Linked DNA regions of Homo sapiens: region 1 is linked to region 2. Evidence: chromatin contacts called from ENCODE Hi-C or POLR2A ChIA-PET data. All regions are on one chromosome and are shown on one strand. The core of a region is the stretch at or near the end of the contact, and the rest is flanking DNA. Distances in the headings are between cores, read along the strand shown. Region 1 holds the start of PDCL3 (phosducin like 3). Region 2 holds the start of TMEM131 (transmembrane protein 131).

Region 1 (3,298 bases), core at 727-3,226, 2.6 Mb before region 2:
TGAGACGTCTCAGAGTAGCTCATAAAATACAGGGCACTCTAAGCCCTTTTTCTTGTACCTTGTCCCTGAATCCTCACAAGCCTAGGAGAGGCACGGCATTTAGAGGCACTGCCATGCTAGAACGGCTGGCCAAATCAGCCAGCATCAAAATCACAAAGGATCATTGTCACAAAGACTGATGTAAAAGTGGCTCTTAGATCTAGAACCCAGCTGCCCAAGCACCGGTTTGCATGGTGTGGCAAGAACACTGCTAATGGAGCTCAGGCTTGCTTTGGAATATGAAATCAGGAGCACTGTGAAAAGGGCACCGGGATAATCGGTCTCCAACCCCAACCCTGTGTAACAGTTCTGAGATACATCAAAAGAAAAATGAGGCCGGGCGCGGTGGCTCATGCCGATAATCCCAGCACTTTGGAAGGCCTAGGCGGGCAGATCACCAGGTCAGGAGATCGAGACAATTCTGGCTAACATGGTGAAACCTTGTCTCTACTAAAAATACAAAAAATTACCCGGGAGTGGTGACGGGCGCCTGTAGTCCCAGCTACTCAGGAGGCTGAGGCAGGAGAATGGCGTGAACTGGAGAGGCGGAGCTTGCAGTGAGCCGAGGTCGCGCCACTGCACTCCAGCCTGGGCGACAGAGCAAGACTCTGTCTCAAAAAGAAACAAACAAACAAACAAACAAAAAGAGCAGAATCCTTTCTACAGGGTGGTCAGGGAAGGCCTCAAGGGACCTGAAGGACAGGGAATGCAAAGGAGGCCAGGGCAGCCCTCAAGCTACCACTTCACCATTTAAGAGTGTCTAGGCCAGGTGCGGTGGCTCATCCTGTAATCCCAACACTTTGGGAGGCTGAGGCTGGGCAACATAGGGAGACCCCATCTGCACAAAAAATTAGCCCAGAGTGGTGGGTGCACGCCTGTGGTCCCAGCTACTCCGGAGGCTGACAAGGGAGGATGGCTTAGCCCCGGGAGGTCGAGGTTGCAGTGAGCTGTGACAGAGCCACTGCACTCCAGCCTGGGCAACAGAGCAAGACCCGGTCTCAAAAAAAAAAAAAACAGTGTCTGGCTCCTGGCAGACACGCCCTCCCCTCCAGCCCCTAATGCCTCCCTCCCCAGCAAAACCCGCACCCTCTCCTCTCCATCTGCCACTAAGCAGAGATTAGAATTTCTGACCACTGCGGGATCTTTGGACAGTGACAAAATTTAGTTGGCATAGGTTTTCACCCACAATAGTGCCCATTTCCATGGTGTTTTCATTCATTCTCCTTAGGCTTTAACCAAATTCCGCTAGTAAATTGCAGCTACAGAAAAATAATTTATTTTACCTATTTTAATAAAAAAAAAAAAAAGGACGAAACAGAGGGACCCTCGCGGGGAGCTCTGGAACCCGAGCGGTCAGATAGGGAACACGCCCCAAGCGGATCCCAGGGCTCGGGGGAAGAGGGTGTAACTAAGCCCTCACCTGGCTCTCAGTGGAGCCAGGAACACCGGCTGTGGCGCTGCTTTACGTGCGGAAGACCCCAGGCCGGACCCTCCGCTTCCTAACACCTCTGCCCAGGTGTGCCTTAGGGGAGTTCAGGAGAGGAGGTAACTTTTGTTAGGCGGGATCCGGCAAGACCTTCACAGGCCCGGGTGGGTAGAGACCGCGAGAAGACATAGTCCCGGAGGACGAGGTTTGGGGGACCCGGCACACCGAGGCGGGGACGCCCAGGCCGTGGGTCCTGGTGGGACCACGCCCGCCTCCCGCACTGCGCCTGCGCAGGGCCTGGACGCGCCGGGCCTCCCTCGTGCCTGCGGCGCCGGAGCTTCCCCCAGGGCGGGCGTCCACTGCCCGCCCGGGCCTAACGAGACAAAGGAACGGGCCGCAGCCCCCAGACCCGAGACCCGTCCTAGCTCACCTGCATCTTGTTTCCAGTTCAGTTGCTCAAACCAGCTGTGCCGCAGCGCCCCCGCCCCTCAGCTCTCTTTTGTGCACGCGCACAGCGCCGCCACGCCTCTTCCCCCAGCCCAGCCTTCGCCCCGCCCAGGGACGAGCGGCGGGGAGTAAGGGCGGAAGCAACAGCCTTGAGTCTGCGCCTGCTCTTCAAGGAACTGGCACAGAAGCGTTCGCATGCGCCAGATAGGATCTGCCTACTGTCCTGCTCGGAGTGCACTTGACCTGGTTCTAATTCTGGTGGCTGCCTTATTAGGGCTGGTCTTCAGCGGAGGAGGGGTGGGGCTGGGTGGAGGAGGAGCCCGGGGCCGTGTGCCTTTTCCAGCTGCCGGCCCAAACCTGTAAAGACGTCTCGCTCTGACTAGCCTAACAAGTCAGAAATAGAAAATTGCCTCTAGGCCGGGCGCGGTGGCACACGCCTGTGATCCCAGGCCGAGGCGGGCGGATCACTTGAGGTCAGGAGTTCGAGATCAGCCTGGCCAACATGGTGAAACCCCGTCTCTACTAAAAATACAAAAAAATTAGCCGGGCGTAGTGGTGGTTGCCTGTAATCCCAGCTACTCTGGAGGCTGAGGCAGAAGAATTGCTTGAACGGGGGAGGCGGAGCTTGCAGTGAGCTGAGATCTCTCCACTGCACTCCAGCCTGGGTTACAGAGCGAGACTCCGTCTTAAATAAATAAATAAATAAAAATGATGCAGGGTCTTCTGGAATTCACCCACGATCACTTCAGCCTTGGAAAAGGCAACTCATTAATAAGACATTGAGAGCCTGCTGTGTACCAGGCACCATTCTAGGCTCTGCAGATGCAGCAGTGAGCAAAACACTAAAACAAAGGTGAAAGTCATCTGCCGTGCCTGAGTATCAGGAGACCCATGTATGCAGGCACACAGGCACTGAGCAAAAAGCAGCAATCTGACTTGTAAAATGCAGGTATTGGGCTCCAGAGCTTCTGCCCAGGCACACTCCAAGTTTAAGAGAGCAATATTCCTACCTGGTATGGAAGGAAGCATCTTGCACACGTGGGCTAACTTGCTGCCTCCTGGCAACTAAGCGGACACAGAGAGTAGAGACCCACACACCTGTGAGATAGGCGCAGGGCTTCCAACCGTGGCTATGCATTAGAATCACCTGGAAGCCCTCAAAAACTAGGAATGTCCTGGGGCTCCATCCCCAGACAAATTAAATCCTTGGAAATGAGGCCTAGCACAGATACTTTCTTAAAGATCCTCAGGTGATGCTAAAGTGCACAGTCGTTGATATAGAGTGAATCAAATGATTGCTTGAGAGCAAGGAGTTTTTATTTAATTTATAAGGATCCTTAAGATTTTTCTCACTCATTTCAACTGAATTACAGGCCCTTTTAGGGA
Region 2 (3,161 bases), core at 76-2,575:
ACCTTATTTTCCTATCTAGCTTGTTCTGAGACGTACTGTGGGCAGACTTGGCCTTACACATATATCGACTCACTCAACAAATACAGCTAAGGAAAGTAAAATGTCTCTGGGCTACAAGCTGGGAGGAAGTTACTAAGATGAGTAAAGAAGGACCCCCTCCAAGAGCTTAAATTAAGTCTTGGAGACAACAGCCATGCGCACCAAGAAGCTCAACCTAAGATGAAAAGGGCATCTAAGAGGCGCGAGATGGCTCGTGAAGGTAACAGACGTCTTAAGAATTTTTCCGGGCCCAGCACAGTGGCTCACGCCTGTGATCCCAGCACTCTGGAAGGCCGAGGAAGGCGGACTGCTTGAGCCCAGGAGTTCGAGACCTGCTCGGCCAACATAGTGAGACAGCGTTTCTTAAAAGAAAAAGAAAAATTGGCGTGGCGTGGTGGCGGGTGCCTGTAGTCCCAGACCGCACCACTGCACTCCAGCCTGGGCGGCAGAACCAGACCCTGTCTCAAAAATAAATAAATAATTAAAAAATAAAGAAAAGAAAAAAAAGAATTCTTCCTCGAGAGAGGAAGCCGGCTACTGGATATTCTAAAGAGCAGTCTGTTTGCCCCTGCCTTCTCCATCCAGAGTCACCGACGCTTTCTGCACACGAGGTGTTCCGCGCCAATGTGGGCACAAGCCAAGGCAAGAGGACTCCATCAAGCTCCTCCTGGGTACCATGATTTGGAAGACCCAAGGATGAGTTCAGCGGGCCACCATCCTCAAGGAAGCACCATCAAGAACTGAGTCAGGCCCGGGGTATTCTCGACGTCAAAGCGGTCGAGAGGTGGGGGTGCCACCAGGAAGAGTCACTGGAACGGACCTTCCGCGCTCGTCTCGCGGTCTGTATGCGCACTCACACCCCTGGAAGGCTCTACCACTGTAGGACAGAGCACGGAGGATTGCCCAGGCGCCGGAGAAGAGGTTAGCGCCCCGCAACTCCGCCCCTGCCCCGCCCACGCAACGCGGCGGCTGCGCGGCGAGGCCGCCCCGTCTCCACGTGATTGCCGACACCGCCTCCGCGAAGCAGAAGCCGCCATCATAAGTCCTGGCAGCTGGACCTGGGCCTGCCTCCCTCCTTCTCCTGCGCCAGGTAGCGGTAACGGGCTGGGGTTGTTCTGTCCTGGTTCTGTCTGGCCGTGAAGCCGCAGGCCTCCGAGAGCGGGACGAGGAGGTGGGGCCCAGGGGGCTCCGGGGCGGACAGACTGACCGCCGGACAGCCCAGGTGTCGGCACAGCGTGGGCGGTGCCCAGAGCCGCGCCCCGCCCCTCGCAGGCCAGCGCTCAGGGCTCGCGGGCCGTGCCCGTTTCCAGTATGGCCGCCCGCCGCGCCTGACCCGCGGCCTCTCCGCTCCGACTGCTTGTAGGCGATGCCCAGGCAAAGACCGTGACTGACACTCTCGCTCACACGCACGCACGGACCCAGGCCCACGCTCGGAGATCGAGCCCCGGGCTCGCAACCGTTGTCGCTCCCGGCGCCGCGGCCAGAGCCCGGACCACGGCTTCCGCGCCGCCGCCGCCTCGCCGAGAAGGGCCGCGCCGGACCTCGAGCGCGGCGGCCCCCGGCCGGCAGGGATGGGGAAGCGGGCGGGAGGAGGAGCAACCGGAGCCACCACCGCCGCCGTCTCCACGTCCGCCGGGGCCGGGCTGGAACCTGCGGCCGCCCGTAGCGGGGGCCCGCGGAGCGCGGCCGCCGGCCTCCTAGGCGCGCTGCACCTGGTGATGACCCTCGTAGTGGCTGCGGCGCGGGCCGAGAAGGAAGGTGGGTGTCCCCCGGCGGCGTCCCTGCGGCGGGGCTGTCACCCCGCTCTCGCGGAGGCCGGGAGGGCTGGGCCGGGAGGAAGGGCCGCGGCCGGGGCTCCGGCGCAAAGTTGGGCGGTCGGGTACCGTCCCGAGCCGGGACCTCGCGGCGCCCGCCGCACGGAGTGGCCTTCGCTCTCCGTGATTCCTTCCCGTGCCTTCCCCCGTCTCCTGTCACTGCCATTTCAAAACTTCCTGACTTCTCGTACGTTCTTGCCACTTGGCCCGCTAGGTAGGAGGGGCATATTTTTTGGCTTTATTGCGGCGAATAGGTACATTTTAGGACACTTCTGTTTTCTTGGTTGCGGTTGGTTGCATGCAGACAGAGCTTACTTTAAAATGTGGTAAAAATAGCGAGACACAGCTTAAAAAATTTCACTTTGAATTTGTTCAGACATTTCTTCGAGGGGAAATCTTGGTCCTGTAGCTTCCTCCTTTAGTGTCTCTGCGTTATTGATAACTTTATTATTAGACCTAAATACAATTCCATTTAACTCTTTAGTAAGCTGTTGAAAGCCTGTTTACATTTCTTATTTTAAAATACGTGATTCGGTGCCTTTATCTTTGATGTGAAAGCCTTTAAAAATAAACGTGAAGTTGCCAGCTTGCAAGCATTTATCTATAATTTACAGTTAAGGGCTGGCCCCTATTTTAAAAATCTCATTAGTATTGTACTGCTGCAAAACGGGTACTTGGACAGGGTCAAAAATTATTTTGTAATCTTGAAGACCAAATCAGTGTAATTTCATCTACACTACCTCTTTTTGAGCCAAGGGACATGTGAATGGTCACAGAGCCTTCATGAAGAATTGACTAAGTGAATAGTTTAAAAAAAAAACAAACCACGCAAAACTTGTTAGTTTAGCATTGCACATGAAACTGCCTGTACAAGAAAACAATTTCTTGCCACGGTAATTTTAGAGTTAACATTCTACTTTATGACTAAAGTCACTTGCTTTTTATTGTTGCTGAAGGTGAAAGCAAATACAAACCAAATTAGTATTAAAGTGCAAATGTGCTTCAGTATACTGTTTCTTTTATTTTTGTCCACATTACATTCCCTTATCTAACTCTCTAAGCAACCTTAGTCTGAGTTAACATTGGTGGAAATTATTCAAAGAATTGTCGTCTATAGAAAGGATTAATTGATGGAAGCAAAATTATTTCCAGAATAAAATATTGCCGCTTTAGGACTAGTCGGTCCTGGGGTTGTCATAATACATCATTGGCCACAGATCTGCAGTTAGTTGAGTGTTCTTTCTTATGTGTGATCGTGGCACCTAGCATTTTGGCCTGTAGTGGGTGTTCAGTGAACCCAAAATAGTG

Evidence for each region. A loop is a pair of places that touch in the nucleus more often than their neighbours do. ChIA-PET counts read pairs that join two places held with the same protein, here RNA polymerase II (POLR2A). Pooled maps may share reads with other maps.
Region 1: a loop to region 2 is called in a map of CD4-positive, alpha-beta T cell, with 15 times the contacts of the local background. The contact joins the promoter of PDCL3 here to the promoter of TMEM131 in region 2. A Hi-C loop is called at or near these places in 3 of 168 maps with a recorded cell type or tissue (CD4-positive, alpha-beta T cell, CD4-positive, alpha-beta memory T cell and naive thymus-derived CD4-positive, alpha-beta T cell), 1 of 37 single-sample maps with no recorded cell type and 12 of 50 pooled maps. POLR2A ChIA-PET finds 5 or more read pairs at or near these places in 1 of 52 experiments (CD4-positive, alpha-beta T cell).

Annotation. Positions count from the first base shown.
Region 1 is chr2:100,561,671-100,564,968 of GRCh38, reverse strand. PDCL3 (phosducin like 3) reads right to left here and starts at 1,976. Exons shown (of 6, transcript NM_024065.5): 1 at 1,896-1,976. The coding sequence starts at 1,901. RefSeq lists a silencer at 1,650-1,989 and an enhancer at 2,435-3,231.
Region 2 is chr2:97,994,112-97,997,272 of GRCh38, reverse strand. TMEM131 (transmembrane protein 131) reads left to right here and starts at 1,325. Exons shown (of 41, transcript NM_015348.2): 1 at 1,325-1,797. The coding sequence starts at 1,611. RefSeq lists enhancers at 616-895, 1,066-1,579 and silencers at 1,116-1,365, 1,476-2,035.